Linked DNA regions of Homo sapiens: all the other regions are linked to region 3. The links are chromatin contacts, found by Hi-C or POLR2A ChIA-PET in ENCODE. All regions are on one chromosome and are shown on one strand. Each heading gives the region's core, a stretch centred on a gene start or an enhancer-like site at or near the end of the contact. The rest is flanking DNA. Distances are from core to core; before and after follow the strand shown.

The links. Hi-C counts contacts between places; a loop is a spot of excess contacts on that map. ChIA-PET counts read pairs that join two places held with the same protein, here RNA polymerase II (POLR2A). Pooled maps may share reads with other maps.
Region 1: a pooled map shows a loop between it and region 3 (4-fold over the local background). The contact joins the enhancer-like site here to the promoter of RIOX1 in region 3. A Hi-C loop is called at or near these places in 2 of 50 pooled maps. POLR2A ChIA-PET finds 5 or more read pairs at or near these places in 2 of 52 experiments (H1 and OCI-LY7).
Region 2: a loop to region 3 is called in a pooled map, with 2.3 times the contacts of the local background. The contact joins the enhancer-like site here to the promoter of RIOX1 in region 3. A Hi-C loop is called at or near these places in 2 of 50 pooled maps. POLR2A ChIA-PET finds 5 or more read pairs at or near these places in 3 of 52 experiments (Caco-2, H1 and activated T-cell).

The regions. Positions count from the first base shown.
Region 1 is chr14:73,400,073-73,402,772 of GRCh38, reverse strand. All of the region lies in intron 2 of NUMB (NUMB endocytic adaptor protein), which reads left to right. Among named protein-coding and RNA genes, the nearest start is that of NUMB, 57 kb to the left of the region's middle. Within about 2 kb of position 1,277, at least 2 of the 41 ENCODE cell types and tissues checked have a DNase peak (open chromatin) inside an H3K27ac peak, as active enhancers do.
Region 2 is chr14:73,423,187-73,425,886 of GRCh38, reverse strand. The region is part of intron 1 of NUMB (NUMB endocytic adaptor protein); the gene reads left to right. Among named protein-coding and RNA genes, the nearest start is that of NUMB, 34 kb to the left of the region's middle. Within about 2 kb of position 1,291, at least 4 of the 41 ENCODE cell types and tissues checked have a DNase peak (open chromatin) inside an H3K27ac peak, as active enhancers do.
Region 3 is chr14:73,489,504-73,492,203 of GRCh38, reverse strand. RIOX1 (ribosomal oxygenase 1) reads right to left here and starts at 1,271. Exons shown (of 1, transcript NM_024644.5): 1 at 1-1,271. The coding sequence starts at 1,186. The region is part of intron 17 of HEATR4 (HEAT repeat containing 4); the gene reads left to right. It also overlaps a transcript of ACOT1 not described here. RefSeq lists enhancers at 1-306, 1,495-1,604, 1,286-2,191 and a silencer at 655-944.

The sequences.
Region 1 (2,700 bases), core at 28-2,527, 89 kb after region 3:
GCTTGAATCTTGAGACCTTGGGCAAGTTACTGAGTTTATAAGCTTCTGTTTCCTCATCTGTAAAATGGAATTAATAATATCTGACTTTCAAGGCAGTCGTGAAGTGTGAAGGAGATAATTTATGTAAAGTACCTAATACAGTGCCTAATACATTGGAGGTGCTACAATGGAAGATATTATTATTATAATTGTTTGGTATGTGGACATTGGGGTAGAGTGAGAGAGCACAGACTTTATAGTAGAAGATTATATTTGATTCCTAGTTACACTACATAGTTGTGTGTTCTTAGGCAAATCAATTAATCTCTCTGAGATAGTAATATAGTGTGTAATCTCTGAGGATTGTTAGATTAGATATATCTACAGTGCAATACTTTATGGGCTCTCAGTAAAAGGCATCTGCTCCTGCTATTTTTAGTTATTATTTTTATGTTTTAGGATCCATATAACAGATAGGGAATCAGTCATTTAATTTACTCTAGAAATGTATTTGTGATCAAGGAGATACTGTTGATTAGTAGTATTTTTCTCCATCTGTTGAAGAAAAATAGCTGCAGAAACTGGATTTGAATTATGAGGTCTTTTCCCACCATGATAAAAAGTTTTTAGCCAGGTGCAGTGGCTCACTCCTGTAATCCTAGCACTTTGGGAGGCTGAGGCAGAGGAATCACTTGAGCTCAGGAGTTTGATTGCAGCCTGGGCAAACATAGTGAGACCTTGTCATTACAAATAATTCTAAAAAATTAGCTGGACATGGTGGTGCGTGCACGTGGTCCTAGCTACTCACGAAGGCTGAGGCAGGAAGATTGCTTGAGCCCAGCAGTTTGAGGCTGCAGTGAGCTCTGATTGTACCCCACTGCTCTCCAGCCTGGGTGACAGAGACCCTGTCTCAAAAACAAATTTAGGCCGGATGTGGTGGCTCACGCCTGTAATCCCAGCACTCTGGGAGGCCGAGGTGGGCGGATCACAAGGTCAGGAGATCGAGACCATCCTGGCTAGCACAGTGAAACCCCATCTCTACTAAAAATACAGAAAATTAGCTGGGCGTGGTGGCAGGCACCTGTGGTCCCAGCTGCCTGGGAGGCTGAGGCAGGAGAATGACTTGAACCTGGGAGGTGGAGCTTGCAGTGAGCCAAGGTCATGCCACTGCACTCCAGCCTGGGCGACAGAGCGAGACTCCGTCTCAAAAAAAAAAAAAAAAAAAAAAAATTTAGTCTTACATATTTTGTTAGTGGTTTCCGTTGTACACATGGATGTGCTCTGGTGCCTTTGACATGAACCTTCCAGATCTGTACTTCTTTGTTTTGTTTGTTTATAGCCAGTTAGTCATTATTGGTTCATGAGTACCATCCCCTGTTTTTTTTTTTGTTAGTTTTGGAAGACTTAATTTTTTTAGAACAGTTTCAGGTTTATAGCAAAATTGAGCAAAAAAAATACAGAGAGTTTCCATATACCTGTTGCCCCCACAAACCCACAGCCTTTCTTACTGTCAACATTCCTTACCAGAATAGTACACAGGAGATATAAGAAAAATCAAACCAATACAAACTCAGTATAACACAGCACCTCTGGTCACCAAAATGCGTGGGGATTTCTATCTACCAGCAACCCAGTCAATTCTTTGGCAGACACCAGCTGGGTATCCTACATTTTAACTCAATTCTGACATTATTTACTTGGAGATAGAATCAGATCCCACAGGTTGAGGGCTCAATCCCCTACTTAAATTGCAAGCCCCACGTTGTGTCCTGTGCTTCTGGCTGATTAGCCATAAATTGGGGTTACCACAGCTCCCTCTTTTGGTTCAATTAATTTGCTAGAGTGGCTCACAGAACTCAGGGAAACACTTCATTTACATTTATTGGGTTATCATAAAGGGTATTACAAAGGAGACAGATGGAAGAGATGCATAGGGCAAGGTATGTGGAAAGGGGCATGCCATGCCTTCTTCAGGTGTGCCACCCTCCTGGAACCTCCAAGTGTTCATCTATCCGGAAGCTCTCCAAACCCTGTCCTTTCGGGTTTTTATGGAAGCCTCATTACATAGGCATGATTGATTAAGTCATTGGCCATTTGTAATCAGCTTACCCTTCAGCTCCTCTTCCCTCTCTGGAGGTTGGGGGCAACCCTCTTATCATGCCTTGGTCTTTCAGGTGACCAGCCCTTATCCTTGAAGCTATCTAGAGATGTCCAGCCACTGTCATCTCATTAGCATGTAAAAGATACTCATCACTCCAGAGGTGCCAATGGTTTTATGAGGTATATGTCAGGAAAGGGCAAGAAGACCAATTATATGTTTCATAATTTGTTATAATCGATAAACCCACATTGACACATTATTTTCACCCTAAGTCCTTAGGTTACATTAGAGTTTATTCTTGGTGTTGTACTTTCAAGGATTTTGGCAAATGTAATGACATGCATCCACCACTGTAGTATCATGCAAAATAGGTTTACTACCCCAAAGATTCTCTGTGCTCTGGCTGTCCATCCCTTCCTCTCACCTAACCTTTGGTAACCACTGATCCTTTTCCTGTCTCCATAGTTGTGCCTTTTCCAGAATGTCATATAGTTGGAATCATATGGTATATGTAGCCTTTTCAGATTGGCTTCTTTCACTTAGTAGTGTGCATTTAAAGTTCTTTCATGTCTGCTCTTCATGACTTGCTAGCTCACTTGCTTGCTTATTCATTTATATAT
Region 2 (2,700 bases), core at 42-2,541, 66 kb after region 3:
CAGTGAGCCAAGATTGCACCACTGCACTCCAGCCTGGGTGACAGAGTGAGACTCTGTCTCAAAAAAAAAAAAAAAAATTAAATAAAATTAGAATTATAGCCCCTATCTCTTAGTGTTTCTTTGTGCTGATGAAATGAGATTATACACACTTATACACATTTATATGTAAATTCTTAGAACAGTGCCTTGAATATAGTAGGTGCTCTATATATAGTAGTTATTATATTTTCAAGTGAGTCCTATAATTCCTTGTTGGTATTTAGACAGTTATATAGTAACCCCTAAATACTTGTCAGTCAATATTCAGAATATCTGTAAATCTGTTTGGGAATTACGGCACGTTTTGAGGCACTTGGGTGAGACATTTAAATTTAATTTTAGGCCAGGTGCAGTGGCTCACATTTGTAATCTCAACACTTTGGGAGGCTGAGGCAGGAGGATTGCTTGAGGCCAGGAGTTCAAAACCAGCCTGGGCAACATAGCGAGACCCCTATTTCTATTTGTTAAACAAAGTTTAAAAATTATATTAAATTTAATCTTAATCTATATCCTAGGTACCTTGAACTGAAGGTTTTTCATGATGAACTGCAATTTTTTTCAATGTAACAGAGTGCTTTATTCTTTGTATTTACAGTTGCTTTCCAGAAATATTCATGTAATTGATACTCCTTTAAGCTCTATTGCATGTACTTTCTATTAGCTGTGAATCAAAGAAGTCAGTTTAACCTGTGTAGATGTCATAGAGACACCATAGAAGTTGGCAAGGAGTGAATTTTAAGTCAGGAAAAAGGGGTGTAACAATGTGTATGAGGGAGAAAATAAAGTGGTGCTTGGGGTAGAGATGTTGGCTTAGACAACCATAGTTCTGACTGAGGTAAAGATCTTTTAGGAGAAAGAAGAACAAAAAGGAGGGATAAAATATTATAGGACAAACTTCCAGCCTCTGTGTTTAGGTTATGACTTATATGTTTGCATATTGCAACTCCTAAAGCCGTCATTCTAGTCATGTAAACTTGAACCATGAATCCAGAAGCATGCATTATTATTTTTTCTTTATAAATCAGAACGGTCAGTTAAATTAGTTTTTCTTCTTGGATTTGGGGTTTGAATTAGTGGAGAGATGAGTGTTGTAGACCATTGTCTGCTATTCTTTTTTAGGAAAACCTGAGTATATCATTCTGCCCTTTAGAGACGTGCTCATGAAGATTATGCTTGTTGGTAAATGATCCTACTTCCTTGTTTCTTCAGCTGAAATAATACGACATGCCACTTCCTTTTTTCCTCTTACATCAAGCCCTGAGTATGCCTTTGTTTTTATTTTTGTCTTATGTTATAAACTACTGTGTGCATATAGGTGTTTGGAACCATGAGAGTGTTTTATCAAGAAAGAATCATGGCACTGAGAGGATTGATAGTGACTTCATTAGAAGCACTTTAGTTACGGCAAGATTTTATAAAGTTCTTAATGGTTATACATTTGTCCCCAAATGCAAAGGTTTTTAAAAAAATTATGTTAATTCGTTGTCAGAATCAATGATGGGATTTGGAAATCTTTGATTAAGTAGAAGACATATTAGGATTCTGACCCAGAACCTTTCAGGTATTAGGAAGAAATTAAACACTGCTTGTCATAGTTGCTCCTAAAATTTTATGTCTTTCTTTTTAAATGTTTCTTCTTTTTTATTTTTCAATCTAGGACAAGACTGCCAATATTTAAAAATTTCTCATATTCAGAAATGAGTGAGATTCTATATATAGAGAGAGAGTAATTGTGGTTTTTGCAATTACTTTTAATGGCAAAAACCATGATTACTTTTGTACCAGCCTACAGTACAAACAGTACAAGTATTAATACAACCGTCTGTCATTCTGTCATGTATCAAAATAGATCAAGAGTCTTTTTTTTTTTTTTTTTTTTTTGGAGACAGGGTCTCACTCTGTCACCCATGCTGGAGTCCAATGGCGCAATCTCAGCTCACTGCAACCTCCGCCTCCCGGGTTCAAGCGATTCTCCTGCCTCACCCTCCCAAGTAGCTGGAATTACAGGCATGCACCACCATGCCTGGCTAATTTTTTTGAGACAGAATCTTGCTCTGACGCCCAGGCTGGAGTGCAGTGGCACAATCTCTGCTCACTACAACCTCTGCCTCCTGGATTCAAGCCATTCTCCTGCCTTAGCCTCCCAAGTAGCTTGGATTACAGGCGTGTGCCACCATGCCTGGCTAATTTTTTTTTTTTTCTTTTTTGAGACAGAATCTTGCTCTGATGCTCAGGCTGGAGTGCAGTGGCGTGATTTTGGCTCACTGCAACCTCCACCTCCTGGGTTCAAGCCGTTCTCCTGCCTCAGCCTCCCAAGAGCTGGGATTACAGGCACCAGCCACCACGCCCAGCTGATTTTTGTATTTTTTAGTAGAGATGGGCTTTTGCCATGTTGGTGCCAGGCTGGTCTACAACTCCTGACCTCAGGTGATCCGCCTGCCTCGGTCTCCCAAAGTGCTGGAATTACAGGCGTGAGCCACTGTGCCCAGCTTGTTTTTTTTTTTTTTTTCAGTAGAGACAGGGTTTCATCATGTTGGCCAGGCTGGTCGTGAACTCCTGATCTCAGGTGATCCACCCACCTTGACCTCCCAAAGTGCTGGGATTACAGTAGTGAGCCACCGCACCCGGCCAATCAAGAGTCTTTATATTGATCTTGTGCCA
Region 3 (2,700 bases), core at 22-2,521:
AATCTCCAGGTTCCAGCACGGTCTGCAGCACCGGCTCACCGAGGTCGTCCTGACTGAAGTTGGGGCTGGATGTCAGAGCCAGTTCCTCGGTTGGGACTCGGGGTCGGTATACACGCCAGAGTTTCCTACCTTCCAGCTGCAGCACGAAGGCCTCGATGTCGTCGTAGTGGGGGGCAAAGCCCTGCGAGTTAGGGGGCGTGAGGTAAACGTTGGAGCCTGCCATGCTTCCAAACTGCTCTTGAAGCACAGCCAAAAACTGCCACACAGTAGTAGAGAAAGCCTGCGGACAGAGGAGACGCAGGGAGCAGCCGGCCTGGTACAGGGACCACGCGGCGGCGGGCAGCGCGCGGCCGGGTGGGTTCAGGGTCTCGCGTCGTCCGTTGATGTAGCGAGCGGCGTCCAAATGCTGGCCGAACTGCACCTCCTCGTTGCGCAGCATCGAATCCAGGTCAGCGGTAGAGAAAAGTCCCTGGTAGTAGGTGTGGTCCTGCCGCCGCACCAGCACCGCCTCGCGCTCCCATAGGCGCCGGTAAAAGTGATCTGGCGGCATGGGCGCGATGAGCCACTCAAAGAGGCGGGCCGCTCGCCGCCGGCTGCTGGGGATGCGGTTCAGCTCGGCCAAGACGCGCCGCAGCGGGGAGTCCCAGGCCGGCTCCCCACCCGTGTTATCCACCTGCGGCCCCGACGCCGTCGCAGGGGCCCCGGACGACTGGACGGCCGCTAAGTGTTGCGCGGTGCACAGCAGGGCCGAGGTCTCCACCACCCGGACCGGCGCGGCGGGCACCTCCACCAGGCGCGCGGGCGGCGCGGAAGCGGGCACCAGGCGCGCCGACGGGGTCTGCAGGGAGCGCGCGGCGGGCGAGGCCTCCAGCAGCTCTGCGGGCCCCAGGTGGCCGTATGGCTCTCGCCGGGCTGCGTCCGGGACGGCCGCCACCGCCGCCCCACCGGGTAGCGCGTCCCCCAGGTCGTCGGCCGTCGACTCCACCCTCGATTCCTCCGAGTTCTCGCTAGGCAGCGTCTGCGTCCTCAGCGCTGCCATGCGGGATACAACACTTCGCAGCTGCTTTCGTATCTTCCTGGACCTCAAGGGCAGGGCCAGGACCGACCCGCTGTGTGGCTGGGGCTTGCGCCGGCGCTTCGGCCGCCCGCGCCTCAACGGCCCTGCACTGGCCTGGAGCCCATCCATGGCCAGACCACACCAGTCTTCCCCGCCCGGCCGGCCGGGGGCGAAGCTAAAGCGGTTCCTGAATGCAGCGGCTGCGGTGCACTCTGGGAAGGGGGCGCGGCCTCCAGCCACCTCGGGGTTGGCCACGCCCATCATTCTTCTATTCGGCCCCTCCCGCTCTCTTTCATTAAATGTTTGGCTTCAAGCTGTAGCGGCAGCGGCAAGAACCCTTGCCAAACAAACAAGGAATCTACACTCAGAGAGCAATTTAAAAATCAAGTTGCGGCCAAGCGCGGTGGTTCACGACTGTAATCCTAGCACTTTCGGAGGCCGAGGTGTGTGGATCACCTGAGGTCAGGAGTTCGAGACCAGCCTGACCAGTATGGTGAAACCCCGTCTGTACTAAAACTACAAAAATTGGCCGGGCGCGGTGGCTCCGCCTGTAATCCCAGCACTTTGGGAGGCCGAGGCGGGCGGATCACGAGGTCAGGAGATCGAGACCATCCTGGCTAACACGGTGAAACCCCGTCTCTACTAAAAAAGAAAAATACAAAAAACTAGCCGGACGTGGTGCTGGGCGCCTGTAGTCCCGGCTACTCGGGAGGCTGAGGCAGGAGGATGGCGTGAACCCGGGAGGCAGAGCTTGCAGTGAGCCGAGATGGCGCCACTGCACTCCAGCCTGGGCGACAGAGCGAGACTCCGCCTCAAAAAAATAAAAATAAATAATAATTTAAAAATTACAAAAATTAGCCAGGTGTGGTGACTTGCACCTGTAGTCCCAGCTACTCGGGAGGCTGAGACAGGAGAATTGCTTGAACTCGGGAGGTGGAGGTTGCAGTGAGCCGAGATCGTACCATTGCACTCCAGCCTGGGCGACAGAGTGAGACTCTTGTCTCAAAAAACAAGAAGAAGCACAAAATCAAGTTACTAGAGACTCCCCAGGAGAAATGGCTACTTGACTGTTTTTTCCTTCTAGTCTCTGCACATTGCAGTGTTCCTTGGATGTCCTCATTTCTAAACAGGATGTTCCACCGGCAGGTTCCCACCAAAAAGTGCAGAATTCTTCTTTTCAAGGAATGCCCCCAGGCAGTTTGAGTTCCGCAGAAACTTCTGCTCTGCAGATGAATTCACTGATTGAAGCCTTATCTAGGAGTTCCTCCACCTAACTTCTCTCCCTCTTTTCTCCAATACAAATTCTCAAATTCATTGTCCTCTCTCTGAAAAATAAGTTAAGAATTTCTCTACTTGCATTCTTGATATCTGCCCTTCCTGCCCCTCTGGGATTTTGTTTCTTTAGCTACAACTTCTTTGGCTCTTAAACTCAGGATCTTAAATCGGCTTCTAATTTAACAGGCAATGTGGTGGCATGCGGGTGTAATTTTTGAGAACGTGGTCACTGTCTGTCATGCAACTAATTGCTTTGTACATAAAGATTCCTTGTCTTCATTTGAATCATTTAAGATAAACTCCCAGAAATAAAAGTGCTGGGTCAAAAAGTAAGATACTTTTTGTGATTATTAATAGGTTTTACCAAA